Linked DNA regions of Mus musculus: region 1 is linked to region 2. A link is a loop called in an ENCODE intact Hi-C map of the cell type or tissue named here. Cell type or tissue: left cerebral cortex. All regions are shown on one strand.

Region 1 (8,000 bases), 450 kb after region 2:
AAGCTAAACACTCCTCTTTATAATGCTAGACGTCCATTGGCCTCCCCCCCCCCCCCACTTATTTAAACGTTTATTTTTGCAATCCGTTTGTTGCAACAAATGGCCCTTATCCGGTTCTCCCTGTTTTTGAAAGGAAGATGACGGGGGTGGGGGTGGGGTGGGGGTGGGGGCAGTTTCTAAAGCATTGGTCCATTGGCTCAATGATTTTACAGGTACCAGTTCTTTTCTAAGGTTCTGCAGCAATTTGATGGGGGCTTCGGATGTTACCGCATTTGTTTCTTCTGAGAGCCCGTTTTTTTTTTTTTTTTTTTTTTTTTTTTTGGAGTTTTGATGAGACCAGTAGTTTTTCTTCAGTCTCTTGATTTAGGAACTCCATGCTAGAGTCTTTGCCACCATAGAGGAGATCTTTTCTCTTCAGAAAAAACAATTTGCAACTTTTCAGTCTCTTTGGGGGTCCTTGTGTGTCTATCTTCCTCCTTGGATATGTTTACTCTCCAGATAAGAGCAGCTAGCCTCTGATTTCTTTGCCAATGATTAAACATCTGTAAGGGACACAGGATATAAAAAGAATTCTCTTCTGTAATGATTAGTGTGTTTCTTTGTTTTATAAATAGCTAGTATTGAGAAAAGGATCCATTTTTAATGAGAACCATAATAGAAGTTATTCTAAAAATTTTTAAAAATATGACAAGATATTTTCTAATAAATCATAGAATGCCTTCCTAGAAATTAGGGTTTTCATATCTTGTATACAATAAGAGTTAAGAAAGAAACATACTTTAGGGCCTCTGATTTTTACATACTATATATATTTCAAATCATTTAAACATAAGCAGCTCATCTTAAAATTAATTCTAAGGTTATTAATATCCCATTGTACAACATACCTTGATTACTATCATTGTTTAGAAGTATCGTTTGTCATGATTCAGTAGTAGAGGAGAAATGATGGATGGAGTAGTGGGATGTTTAGTGTCTAATTACCGATGAATTTCTTTTTCTTCCTGATTTGGTTAGAGGTTATCCGTGACTAGATGCTTGTCATGAAAGGCATGTCTACAGGAAGACGGTGAAATTCCGTTTGCAGTAGAATCACTGTTGTTGTATTTGCAGGGAAGTACACTGCTGTGGTAGCACAAATAAGTCAAAGTTTGTGCCACATGGTTAGGTCAGTGTACTTTGTACACTCACAGTGTCCCCCCGGACTGTTTTAACAGTGAGTTCAGCAGTGGGTGTGGTTTCCATATGAATAGCTCTTCCTCCTATGGCCGTTGTTCACTCTGAGACTGTTTGGATATAACTTCTCCTCAGGTTCAACATTTGAGGCTCAAATGTGATCTATCTAGGAGGAATTCTTGAGAACTGTATTAACATGTTTGAAAGAACTGGATTTACTGAACACACTACTGTGTCAGAAAGGATTCCTTGAACGCTTGGACGGTTTCTAAACATAGTTTATAAATAAGGATATAAATTATCTGTGAATTAACACACAAACGACTTGGAAATGTCGAGGGCTCTGTCGTCTAGATGACTCATTTCACCCCCATTGAGTCACAGCTTCCTCTTGCTAACAGATGCTTAGAAATGGACTGGTTCGGTGAATTTCAAAGCAGCTGGAACCTCCGTGGCCTTAGCATCTCCTTTTCTGGATCACTGCGGCCTCTGGGCCACATGTAGGGGTGAGCTAGGGAGAAAGGAGCTGTGCGCAGACTTGCCTCCTGGCCTCCTGCTTGGCTGCCACTCACACAGCTTGCCCCCAGAATGGACTTCCTGTGTTGTCAGTCTTACTCAGTATCTCACCAAGCACTCTTTGTCACTCAGCCTGAGACAGAAAGGGGCGAGATAACAAATCTAGACTGCTTGTGTTGATTTTGTGGATAACCTAAAGGGCTCTCGGGGGGGGGGGGGGGGGCCCACCTCTACTTCGGCAACAGCCTTTCCTGTGACATTGAGCCAGGCTTTGGACATCCCGTTCCTTGGTTTGTGTCAATGAGGAATGAGGACCGCGGTGCTGTGTCCTCTTACTTTATTACAAAGTGCAGTAACTCGAACATTTTTCTGAACATTGAAAGCCCTTAGCAAAGAAAACATAACGAAACGCAAATTACAACCACCACAAGAGACAGACGGTCTTTTCTGTTCTCAGGAGATGGGAAGGAAATCACAGCTCACTAATTACATTCTTTACCTCCAAAAAGAATATGTTGTAGTCATGTAAATAAGGTCTTCCCTTCCGTCATCCTTCCAGTTTCCCCTATTATTATTGTTGTTGTTATTGTTATTATTTGCCCACATCACCATCCTCTTCCTGCAGATTTCCTTCTTCTACGTGGGAGACCTTAACACTTATATGGGGTCAAAGTTCAACAGCAACTGGCATTAGTCAAGAACGTGTCTAGTAGGCACCGAGACAAATAAGGAGATCAACTGAGTGATGGGACTGCATAGCAAGTCATGGTGTGTTGGCTTCAGCAAATTCCCTGGGTTCAGAAATGAATTCACAGAGGTAGCGTTGGCAAGCAGGGTCTCTGGACTTTGGTGTCTTTATATCCTAGGATGCGTATTTATCCGGAGCTCTTTGCAAAGGGATTGGACAGGATGGAAACCATCGAGAAATTGAAAGATTCTTCCTGTTGTGTGGGAGAAAGTATCATATCTATACCTGTAGCCTTTACCTTCCTTTGGTTAAACAATGAAAGTAGGCTCAGTGCACCTGGGAGAGAAACACTGGATCATTCCATTGCATTAGAATTTATAAAATATTCCAAAAATTCGAGAATGTATTTTAATTTCACGTAACAAAAAAAATCCCCCTTTAAGCGGTTGAGTTTATTGCTGCTATCTTGTGTTATGAAGACACTAGCAATATCAATCGTGACTTAGAAATCAGTTTACCTCGTCTTCCTCATGACATCTCAGGAAGGGACCTGCACACGGGCTCCCCATGCATCACGCATGCGCACCGTTTCCATGTGGACCGCAGCACCTGCACGGCAGGGCTGAACTCCTGAGCTCTGCACAGGAAGTACTTATACTACGTGTCCTAACGTTGTGCTTATTTCATTTTTCCTCCCAAAGACGTTATTCGATATTGGGTAGGAAACACTCAGAGATGATCCACATAGGACATATATTCACATATACATATACTTTTTAAAAATAAGTTATAAGACACATTCCAGTCTGTTCATAATATGGATCAGAATAGAAGGTAGATTATTAACTTTGTAAGCATTTTTCCCCCGGGTTTGTTTCGCCTTTATACCAGACATGCATTACTTTTTTTTTTTTTTAACTAAAATGTGAATAAAGAAAATGTTTTGACACTTGTTCAATAAAAGTGACTTTTGAGACAATTTACCAGTGGCAAATAATATTTGTGATTTATCATTTTTGTCAATCATGATAAAGGATCTGAAAATCCAGGAGAAAAGGCTTTTTTTTTTTTTTTTTTTTTTTTAAAGGCACACATTCAAACCCACAATGGTTGTGCTCCCTCTGCTGGCTCTACTGGGACAGTTTGGGAGGATAGAATAATAGCAAAGAAAATTCTGATTTTTGTGTGTGTTTTACATATTGTTTTGACAGAGACGTTTCTCCTGACAGAAAGTTTTAGGTTAGTTGGTAACATTTCCCCTAATATTTAGTAGTGATGCTGAAGCAGGCCTAGATTACTGTCATATTTTAAGTGAATTTCCTTTCTTATGTTAAGTAGAGCATAAAATGTAGCAATTATTTCTCCCCCATATTTTCCTCTGTTTGGGTACAGTCTCACTATATAGGCCATGCTGGTCTCGGCCTCCTAAGTACTGGGATTACAGGTGTGTATCGCCATGCCCAGTTCAAAATACAACAATTTTATTTTGTTGAAAAAAATTTTTTTTTTGTTAAAGATAACCTTGTATAACTAGTTATTGATAATTTGGTGTTTTCATCATTCATTCCAGTGTGTGTGTGTGTGTGTGTGTGTGTGTGTGTGGTATATGAAGATGTGTGTCTGTGTGTGTGTGTGTGCATGAGTGTGTGTATGTGTGTGCACATGTGTGTATGTGGTATATGAATGTGCGTGTGTGTGCATATGTGTGTGCCTGTATGAGTCTGTGTTCATGTATGTGGCATATATATGTGTGTATGTGTATGTATGTGTGGTATGTGCACAGGGACATGTAAAGTACAGCTCAGGTGTGATTGATTAATGACTGCTTGTGAGAATACAGTTTCTTCTTCTACCGTGGCTTCCAGTGAATCTCAGGAAGCAAACTCAGGGTATCAGGGGTGGAAACAAGCACCCTTAGCTTCTGATCGGTCTCGCTGGTTCTGTAACTGAGTCTAACCGTTCATTTGTTTACCTGTCCATCAGGCTCACACCAGAAAATAACCAGATGGGGATGATATCAACATAGGCTATTGCATTTAAGAAACCACTTTGTTAGATAACGTTCGTCTATATCTTCCTGTAGTATAGATATTTGGAATTGCTCAGGTAATATAACTTTTCATGGTCTAGAAATTAGAACTAAAGGTTCTCAGAATTACCCATTTTCTTTCTGGAATGTTGACGTTCACATCTCAGTGATGATCCATAGATACTGTCATTTAACAAATGCTTGCATTACATCACTGAATTCTTTGCTGTATTCTGTTATAACATTCTACACCATGTCTTAAAAAGTGTTCGATGTGGGCTGGAGAGATAGCTCAGCAGTTAAGAGCACTGACTGCTTTTCCAGAGGTCCTGAGTTCAATTCCACTGTTGTGCCTGAAGACAACAACAGTGTACTTACATATATAAAATAAATAAATGTTTTTTTAAAAAAGTGTTTGATGTGAAGCTTGTCTGTATTGAATTCAGCTCCTTCTACTGGTCTTTGCCTTTAGGTGAACATCAGTCAAGTAGCAGGTAATAAATGAGCTGGTTCCTAAAGGATGTGTGCACTCAGCAGGGAGGTTTTGAGGAGGTTGAGAGGCTCTAAGGACTTTTAGAAGAGTCAAAGAGAGAATCACTGCTTCTAGGAAAGGCCAGACTGCTAGGAAAAGGGGTGGGGAATAAGGAAAAGATGGGGGCGCTGTGTAGCAGGGAGGATAGAAACAGCATTTCCTTACCTGAGAAACCCTCCCCCTAAATATTTATCTTTGTGAGGAAATGCCCTAACAAGTAATGACGTAAACAAGTTAACATCCGCAGTTCATTTTCAGACCCTGCAAATCATCACCAAAAAGAAGGTGTGGGTCAGAGGCAGCTAACGTCAGGGAGAAGCGGTTTCAAAAGAAGCAATTCAGCTGTAGCTGCTAGAGTTCTGGCGTGGCATGGGAAGGCTCTGGAATGACTGATGATGTGGAGGACACTAGGGATGGAGCAGAAACAGATCCTTGGGTTTTAGTGCTGAGGAAAAGGACCATCGGGCAGTGTGTCAAGGCAAAGGTAAAATGTGTTCGCTACGGCTGGCTGGGTGATGACGTCATCAGGAGTCAGGCTCTGGAAGCTGGGCTGTGAGCTGTCAAGGCCAAGACTGATTCGATGCTGACCACACTGTGTTGCTAAATTCTTTCATCTCTCATCTGGAAAACACATATGAGAAACACATACGTTTACATACACGAGTGAAATTCGGACCTAGAGGTGTCCCAGAGAACTGCACCAAAACAGCAATGTTAGGAAATATCGTTAGACAGAGATGGGCCATGCCCCTGGCTTCTTAAACCATGTTGTATGGGCCCGCATTTATCGAACCTGCTCACAGAGTGATTCTGCGTTAGAGACTTGAGAGTAAAGAGATGACATAACCTCATTTTCAAACAGCGTTTATGTGCACGGCCAGTGCCATAGAACTGCTTTCCAGCCAGGCAGCGGTGGCCCACACCTTTAATCCCAGCACTTGGGAGGCAGAGGCAGGCAGATTTCTGAGTTCAAGGCCAGCCTGGTCTACAGAGTAAGTTCCAGGATATCCAGAACAACACAAGAAACCCTGTCTTGAAAAAACAAACAAACAAAAAACAACAACAAAAGAACTGCTTTCTAATTATTTATTTATTTGTTTTCAGTTCTGTCTCTTAGGTATTATGTTTTAAGCTTCTTTTTTTTTCCCCCATTTTTTATTAGGTATTTAGCTCATTTACATTCCCAATGCTATACCAAAAGTCCCCCATACCCACCCACCCCCACTCCCCTACCCACCCACTCCCCCTTTTTGGCCCTGGCGTTCCCCTGTACTGGGGCATATAAAGTTTGCGTGTCCAATGGGCCTCTCTTTCCAGTGATGGCCGACTAGGCCATCTTTTGATACATATGCAGCTAGAGTCAAGAGCTCCGGGGTACTGGTTAGTTCATAATGTTGTTCCACCTATAGGGTTGCAGATCCCTTTAGCTCCTTGGGTACTTTCTCTAGCTCCTCCATTGGGAGCCCTGTGATCCATCCATTAGCTGACTGTGAGCATCCACTTCAGTGTTTGCTAGGCCCTGGCCTAGTCTCACAAGAGACAGCTACATCTGGGTCCTTTCAATAAAATCTTGCTAATGTATGCAATGGTGTCAGCGTTTGGATGCTGATTATGGGGTGGATCCCTGGATATGGCAGTCTCTACATGGTCCATCCTTTCATCTCAGGTCCAAACTTTGTCTCTGTAACTCCTTCCATGGGTGTTTTGTTCCAAATTCTAAGGAGGGGCATAGTGTCCACACTTCAGTCTTCATTCTTCTTGAGTTTCATGTGTTTAGCAAATTGTATCTTATATCTTGGGTATCCTAGGTTTGGGGCTAATATCCACTTATCAGTGAGTACATATTGTGTGAGTTCCTTTGTGAATGTGTTACCTCACTCAGGATGATGCCCTCCAGGTCCATCCATTTGGCTAGGAATTTCATAAATTCATTCTTTTTAATACCTGAGTAGTACTCCATTGTGTAGATGTACCACATTTTCTGTATCCATTCCTCTGTTGAGGGGCATCTGGGTTCTTTCCAGCTTCTGGCTATTATACATAAGGCTGCTATGAACATAGTGGAGCATGTGTCCTTCTTACCCGTTGGGGCATCTTCTGGATATATGCCCAGGAGAGGTATTGCTGGATCCTCCGGTAGTACTATGTCCAATTTTCTGAGGAACCGCCAGACTGATTTCCAGAGTGGTTGTACAAGCCTGCAATCCGACCAACAATGGAGGAGTGTTCCTCTTTCTCCACATCCACGCCAGCATCTGCTGTCACCTGGATTTTTGATCTTAGCCATTCTGACTGGTGTGAGGTGGAATCTCAGGGTTGTTTTGATTTGCATTTCCCTAAAGATTAAGGATGTTGAACATTTTTTCAGGTGCTTCTCTGCCATTCTGTATTCCTCAGGTGAGAATTCTTTGTTCAGTTCTGAGCCCCATTTTTTAATGGGGTTATTTGATTTTTTGAAGTCCACCTTCTTGAGTTCTTTATATATGTTGGATATTAGTCCCCTATCTGATTTAGGATAGGTAAAGATCCTTTCCCAATCTGTTGGTGGTCTTTTTGTCTTACTGACGGTGTCTTTTGCCTTGCAGAAACTTTGGAGTTTCATTAGGTCCCATTTGTCAATTCTCGATCTTACAGTACAAGCCATTGCTGTTCTGTTCAGGAATTTTCCCCCTGTGCCCATATCTTCAAGGCTTTTCCCCACTTTCTCCTCTATAAGTTTCAGTGTCTCTGGTTTTATGTGAAGTTCCTTGATTCACTTAGATTTGACCTTAGTACAAGGAGATAAGTATGGATCAATTCGCATTCTTCTACACGATAACAACCAGTTGTGCCAGCACCAATTGTTGAAAATGCTGTCTTTCTTCCACTGGATGGTTTTAGCTCCCTTGTCGAAGATCAAGTGACCATAGGTGTGTGGGTTCATTTCTGGGTCTTCAATTCTATTCCATTGGTCTACTTGTCTGTCTCTATACCAGTACCATGCAGTTTTTATCACAATTGCTCTGTAGTAAAGCTTTAGGTCAGGCATGGTGGTTCCACCAGAGGTTCTTTATCCTTGA
Region 2 (8,000 bases):
GGAATGGTATTGTGTTACACTGTCACCAGGTCACAACAGACATTAATGTCTTAATCAGAGTAGCTGTGATCACTTGCAAGACAACCTCATCAAGGTGGGCTTGTTTCCCCATAGCAGGGTTAGGGAGAGCCTTTAGCCCAGTCATTCTCAACCTTCCAAATCCTGTGACCCTTTAATATAGATCTTCATGTTGTAGTGACCCCAACTACAAAATTATTTTTGTTGCTACCTCCCAACTCTAATTTTGCTACTGCTATAAATTGTAATATAAATATGTTTTTCTGATGGTTTTAAGTGACTCCTATAAAAGGGTCATTTGACCACAAAGGGGTTAAGACCCACAGGTTGAGAACCTGTGCTTTAGACACTCTCCTGAGTGTAACCACTCCTTCCCTCCTGTGTTCTACTCCCAGTTTTGTGTATTTCTTGCTCAGCTGCATCCAGTCTCAGGAGTTCTTAGGGAATATATAGAATGAAGGCTAACTAAAGGCAGGGGTGGCTCCATTTATACAGCTATAAGGACATTGTCATCCATGCTGGCCTAAGACTTTCCTGTGATGCAACTGTCTTGGAGTCACTCATACTTCAGAAAGTGACCCCTCTTCCATGCTCCGATTCATGAGCTCAGCAAATTAACTGGTTGGCCACAGTGAACTTGGGATGGGGTGGGGGTGAGGTGGGGTAATCGTTCCTTTGAGGAGTATTGGTGCCTTGCCTAGGATATATAGATGTTTGTTCATGTCTTAGCAGGAAAGGTTAACCCAACATCTAAAAAGCACAATTATAGTATCTTAGTAAGCAAAAGCTTTATTTGTCTCCTGTAGAAAGAATCTGGACACATATGGATGCCTCTTTCTTTTGTTTGTCTTTCATAATCTCAAAGAGTTGTTGTGGTCTTCAGTGTCATCATATTGGCTTCCAAGCAAGAGGAGATAAAGGCAAAGGCTGAGTTTAACCTGTGTCTTGTATATGTATATATCTGATAGATACATATTTTATTTATTTATTTATTTATTTACTTACTTACTTACTTATTTGAGACAGGGTTTCTCTGTGTAACCCTGGCTGTCCTGGAACTCACTCTGTAGACCAGGCTGGCCTCCAACTCAGAAATCCACCTACCTCTGCCTCCCACGTGCTGGGATTAAAGGCGTGTGCCACCACTGCCCAGTGATACATATTTTTAAACACTTTTCCTAGAAGTCACATATGATGTCTTCTGTTTATATATGGCTGTCAGAGCTAGTTCATACAATCAGTCATTGGAAAGTATTTCAGGAGGAGTTAAGTCAGTCAGCTGATCAACAATGTCTACTAGAGATATTAACTGAAAGTTAAGAGTCTCCTCTTTTGTTCTTCTCATTGTCTCTTTTGTTCTACTAGTTCTCAACTTTCTATTCATAGCTGGGACTATGTGTAAGTAGCCAGACTGATGGCATTTATAATTATTGTTTACATTTCATATTAACTTTTAGTTTTCCTATTTTCACATTTATGATAAAGTCAAGGCTTCTCAAGTTTTATTAAATATGCTTAGTTACTTACAGTTTGACACTCTTATTTCATTGATTACTGTCTTGTTTTATTATCTTAGATGGAGGGACTAGTACAGTTGTTGCAAAACCCAGATCATATATAAGCACTATTCCAGTTTTCACCTGGTTACTGAGGGAGATATAGTTTAATTAAATGGGCAGTGGTTCAGGCTTCCCTTTCTGATTAGTAAGCTTTACAAGTTGGTTGATTCCATAGATATCACTTCCAAGCTTCATTAGTTTCTAAAGTCATTTATCTACCCCAAATGTTTAAAAACTTTATTGGAACATACTGAATTGACACTAGGACTATGGAATAGAGGTAATGGAAGTTGGAGCATAGGAAAAAGATGGTGGGTACAAAAAAAGGTGAGCTTGACATCTCTGAGTCTTTGCTAGAAGGAAGAGAAAAAGGATCATTGAAATGACGTTATCATTTATATAAAGTTTCAGGACACTCAGGAGACATATATGCCTAAGGTGAGATTTGATAGAACATTTAGATATCAAGTGTTTATCAAGAGGAAACATGTGGGGCCAGGGAATTGGGGATGGGGGACCAGGCCTGGAACAAGAGGGAGATCAAAGTGTGTCCAAACCCTGGAAATCTGTCCAGAGATCAGCAGTAGGATCTAGTCCTTTCCCTCTGCCCTGGGCCTTCATATCCACTTGTAGCCCTTGCTGGCCTACTTCGCCCCAGTGGAGGAGGTCATGTAGCCAGGTTAAACTTCCTTTCCCCTTATAAGGCCAAGTCCAGCAGCACCAGGAACTTCTCATTATGCAAATGAGGCATCCCTAGTGCACTGGCCCTGTCAACGATGTACACTCACTCCACAGTCCCCGTAAACAGCCGCATGAAAATTAGCTGTCTCACTGAAGAGGCCATCCTCACCACTACCTGCGATCTTTTAGCTCCAGCCTTAGGTCTTCCCCCAGGATTCACCAGTAGTGATCAGGCAGATCCTGCTATATGAGAAGTCTGAATTGCAGAGAATCTCTTAAGCCTAGCAGAAAAACCTAACACTGCACCAAGGGAGTAGGACCTTACCACTCCAGACTGGTCAGGATCTTATCAAATTTACCCTCTGGAGCAATATATTTTGCCAAATATAGCTAACTGTGTTCAGTATATGCTCTTACATATCAATAGCTATTACATATCAATAGCTATTACATATCAATAGCTATTGGAAATATTTTGTCAAGTTCCCAATGCACTTGTATGTACACAGAGACAAGGTAGCTATTGAGAAAGGGAAAAAATGGAAAAAAATTGCCTTCCAAAGTTTGCTCTATCACTTGTCAGCTGAAGCAGGATAAGGAATAACGTAAGAGCAATCTCTGTGTTAGATACATAAAAGTCACTCATAGAAATCATTAGTTTAATTTTCTAACTTTCTAAGAAAGTGTTTCTATTTTAAAAATGTTTAGACAAAAAACGTGTGTGTGAATAATGTACAACGTGATGTTTTGCAATACGCAGGCATCATAAATGGGTAGATCTGCTTAACTAAATAATGGTGGATTAATTCAGATGCATTAATTCATGCAGTAGTCATTTGGGGATGAGTGCTCTTAACACCTACTCTTTGCGTTTGCAAAGAAGCCAGACAGATGCAAAGCCAGGTCAGTCACAGTTACGTGTGCCTGAAGATGTGGCTAACTGGCTGTCTGCTTTTTTGCTTCCTTACTTTGTGAGTGGAAAGGCGGATGCTGTTAAGTTTCTGCCACAACTGGGTGGATTAAAAAGACTATCACTGGTGAAACCAATGTTATTTATCATTTCAACCCTCCCTTTAGAAGAAGTCTGTGGTGACCAGACACTTTTTTTTTTTAAATAAGAAAAATCTTTGTGAGCTACTTCCTATGCTTGTACCAGCCCCAGCCTTTCCTCTTGAGATTGGGCCTATAGGTGGCAGCAACTGTAAACTCTTGAGGTGGGGAGCTCTGTGCCAAAAGCTCTCTTGAAATACTTGGAATAGTTTAAATATTCTTTGATATTCAAAAAATGAAATTTTCTCAGATAAGGAAGTGAAAAACCAGCCTTCAGCTGTGACTTGTGAGTAGATTCTCCATAATCCACATTGCAGAGATTAGACAGGACACAGAGCCTTGACAGGCTGTCTCTAGAGGTTTATTCTGTAATCATGGTTGGGGTCAGTCTTGTGACTGGCATGGCCAGATTGGCTATCTTTTCCATAGAATCATTGTGGATAAAAGATTTTGGGTCTACAACAGCCTATGGTATGGCCATCAAGCCCTTTGTGCTAAGCATTCAATAAATGCTGGGGTTTTAACTCCACGCTCGTATGTTCCACTGATTGTGAATGTGAATCACCAAGATAATTCAAGGTTTTGCAAGTCAAAAAATGATAACTTGCATAAATCAGCATATGACTTAAGGGAAACTTATAGACAATTTCCATTATAGTTTGGGTTATTTTATTAAATTTTTTTTACTTATTTATTTTTGAGGGCATGGAATTTTATCTGGCTTTCAAGGTGAGGAACACTTGTATTTTCAGTGATGTTTTCCAAGGGACTGTCAGTTAGGTTCTATTAGTTAGGAGGAGCTGAGACAATATGAACTTTAGATGTCTGTCTATAAGTGATTGATAAACTATATTTGACATGATTAATCTAATCACACCAGTCATTTTCAGGGTTTATAGTCTTGTGGCTCAGTCCTTTGGGAGACAGTGGATTGTATCAGTTATATTTCAGCCAGCTAGACCCAGCCTTTATGTTTCCCCATCCTGACGATAGCCTTAAATGATTCTCCTTTATCCATTGCCCTAAAATGCTGTAAGGAGTAAAAGATTGCTACTTCAAATATAGACCATTGGCCATTGAGCACAAATTGTTTAAATTTAAGTATTTAAATAAAAGTCAAATACATTTAAAAAATATAATCAAAAAGGGATTTTTTTTGGTAGGCATTATTTAGTTGGGCTATTTCAGTTATGTTAATTCATTGGAAAAAGAAAATAAAATAGTATCACTTCTATAAAGAAAGTTTTAGTATGTGCCAATAGCAAGAGATTCACTGAATCAGAACAGATGGAAAGATGATCCAGCGGCTAAGAATGTGTAATGCTCTACAGAGGACCAGAGGTCAGTTTCCAGCACCAAAGACTGGCAGTTTACATGTACCTCCAGCCCGAGGATCTGACGCCCTCTTCTGGCTCCATGAGTACCTGTACTTCTGTGCACATAGCACACAGACACGCAGACACACACACACACGTTAAAAACATCTTTAAAGAAACAGCTAATAAACACTTGAAACAACAATATGAACTAACCAGGACCCCCAGAGCTTGTGTCTCTAGCTGCATATGTAGCAGAAGATGACCTAGTCGGCCATCACTGAGAAGAGAGGCCCCTTGGTTTTGGAAACTTTATATACCTCAGTACAGGGGAATGCCAGGGCCAAGAAGTGGGAGTGGGTGGATAGGGGAGCAGGGCGGAGGGAGGGTATAGGGGACTTTCAGGATAGCATTTGAAATGTATATAAAGAAAATATCTAATAAAAAATAAAAGTAAAAAAAAAGAAAGAAAGAAAGGAAGGAAGGAAGAGAAAGAAAGAAAGAAAGAAAGAAAGAAAGAAAGAAAGAAAGAAAGAAAGAAAGAAAGAAAGAAGGAAGGAAGGAAAGGAAGGAAGGAAGGAAGGAAGGAAGGAAGGAAGGAAGGAAGGAAGGAAGGCAGGCAGGCAGGCAGGCACCCATGTTATAGATTTCAGGATTTTTTTTTTAAAGTAAGGTATTGACATTTTAGGTTATAAGCTTGGCAATAGCTCATAAATTTTATCTTGAAATACGGCTAAGATGGAATTGAGTGTGAACAACTGAATATCATTTGTACAGTATTTGGCTAAGATTAAAATTAGAGGGTTAACGCTCTCCTCAGCAATTATTAATTTGTGTTTCCTCGAGTTACTGGATAAAAATTACTGAGGACCCCAAGAATAAGGTTTTGGAAAGCAGATACATCACATGACATAGGCAATGCTGCGTGACCCATCTAGTAAGGGCGCCAAAGTGAAAGAGAGGGCTTCAGACAGACGGGCATATTCTGTAGAGAACTCCCTTGTTGTCTCTGCACTTGAAAATACAGTAGGTCTCATTTAATCTCCGAATCCTTATCTTCAAAGATAAGGATTTCCCCCCAATGATTGCTTTATTATTGCTTCAAAGCTTATAAAAAGTGTAACAAGTCACGGCTTATAGATATTAAGAATGCTGTCACTGTACTTTGCAAATTTAAATTTATTATTGCTAGGTAATATGTATGTCAGGTCTTACAGACACACACACACACACACAAAGTAGAATTACTGCTTATTAAACATTCCGATTCCAGACTCCTTTCCTCTTGGGAAGTAGGTCATCTTTTCACATCCTCTGACTTGTTCCCAGTCAGGGCATATCCCTGATGGGTTTCTCTCTTACTCTGAGCTTGGTAACCTGCAGCCATGTGGTCCCAGGGGAAACATCCCCAGCAACGTAGAAAATAAATTTTCTCCCCTCCATCAGCCCTGTTATTTTGGAGGTGAAAAAGACTGAATGCTTCTAAGATCAGTGCCTTCTTCCTCAATCAATTCCTTCTCTGTGATATTGTGGGGAATTCCACATTTTAAAATGCCTTTTTTCCCTTGCCCAAACATTAATCAACACGCACTCACACATGTCTGCATGTATGTTCACACTCAACCTTCATTTAAACTTCGATGAATAGTAGTAGTACTTTACGTAAGGAGTCTCTTTCTGTATCAATTAGATTAATTGTAAGGTTGGGAGTAGGGTATATGCATGTGTGTGTATGAACAGGTATGCCTACTGGTACATAAGACTCTGAAGGATATATATAAATATATATATATATATATATATGCTCTGAAGGCTATATACATATACATGTACATATACATATACACACACACACACACACACACTTTGGAAATGCTTCTCTATCGCTCTCCATTTTATTTTTTAATACAGGGTTTCTCACTGAATTAGGGGCAAACTACTTCTGATAGGCTGACTAGACACTGAGTCCCTGCAATCTACCTGCTTCTGCCTCTCCACCCCATACTGAAATTACAGATAAACAACAGGCTTGACTTTGCTGTGGGTGGTGGGGGATCTGCTCAGATCTCCATGCTTGCGAAGCAAAACTTTTACCCACCAAGAACCACTCCCCCAATCCCCAACTGTAACGTATTAAATGTGTGTCATTGGAAAGAATGGCAGAGTTGATTAAGACCACCATTGGTGGCCTCAACATAGCAGTATTCATTATGAATCTAAGTCCTAATGTCTAGGGTAGCTATCAGCTCCACCAGGCAAGAATTCCCACCTGTTTTGTTCTTTTGGTTTCACTAGCACGTTGATGGAGTTTGGTAGCAAAGAACTGCTTAACAAATATCTACTAGATTCATGAAAACTCCTGGAACAGATAATAATGATTTTTGTTGTGTAAAAAGAAAAAAAAAATCTATGACTTCCAGTTTAGAATTCAGACTTGCAAACATAGTGGTATTCTGCTCATTACATTCCTTTCTTTCCCAGAGACCTCCCCTGTTCTTATTCCCTGTTCTGAACTCTAGTTTTTCTGGGACCAGAAGGGCACCATTTTTTTTCTCTGTGTGTTCAGCAAATCTATCTTTACAAACCTAAGAAAGGAAGCTCTCAGGTTTTACTCACACTGGAGTGTTCCAAGGCATTTCCAAAGCATTGCTGTCCACTTGAGCAGCCGATAATAGTCCTTTGATGTAGAGCTTTGAACAAGAGATAAGAAATAGTTATCTAACCATAGCCTTTACTGATAGTCAACAGGACCTTCTTGCTAGTTAAGCCATTAGATATTAGTTTCCATGTTGTTATCCAATCAACAGGAAAACTCCTCCCCACATTGTGTAGAGGCCATAGAACGTATTTTCAAATTCCAAACTTCTCTCCAAGACTTCTGTATTTCTTTAATGGCTCCCCCCTTTAACCAAGGCATATTGCAATCTATAAACACAAACAGTAGTGATTTTCTACATGAGCCCCATTTTCTTAGGCTGTATTGTTTGAAATTAGATAGAGTGGAATTTTACAAATCTTTTCTTTTGGTTAAATAGTTTCAAACAAGATTCCAACAGCAAAGGTGTTGTTTCAAAAAAATGTCAGTCACAGACATTGGGAAACTTGTCCCAACTAAGAAAACTTGATGAAGCCACAGTTGATGATGTTGAGACATGCAGTATGTTCGTTTGGGGAGTGGGGTAAATGACCCTGTGTGTTTGAGAGTCTTCTGCTATATTCTCATGCTATAAATGGCCTTCATGTAAATACCCAGAAATGGGTTAATATTGCTATAGAAAAGGTTACTTTTTATCTTTAAGAGATTTTTCTTAATTGTCTAAACCCACTTGTGATAATAACTTTTGACATTAATGTGTAATTTCAAAGTGAGATATCA

The links. Hi-C counts contacts between places; a loop is a spot of excess contacts. Peaks named below come from ENCODE experiments on the same cell type or tissue, not always from the same donor. Only the 100,000 strongest peaks of a DNase experiment are listed, where the experiment ranks them.
Region 1: it touches region 2 in a loop (3-fold over the local background); 4 of 42 quality-filtered maps call a loop at or near these places.

The regions. Positions count from the first base shown.
Region 1 is chr14:105,921,421-105,929,420 of GRCm38, forward strand. No RefSeq gene overlaps it. Among named protein-coding and RNA genes, the nearest start is that of Spry2, 29 kb to the left of the region's middle. In left cerebral cortex, a CTCF peak has its summit at 3,514 (motif pointing left); DNase peaks (open chromatin) are centred at 1,617 and 3,511.
Region 2 is chr14:105,471,721-105,479,720 of GRCm38, forward strand. No RefSeq gene overlaps it. Among named protein-coding and RNA genes, the nearest start is that of 4930449E01Rik, 23 kb to the right of the region's middle. In left cerebral cortex, a CTCF peak has its summit at 3,444 (motif pointing right); a DNase peak (open chromatin) is centred at 3,455; H3K27ac peaks cover 254 bases.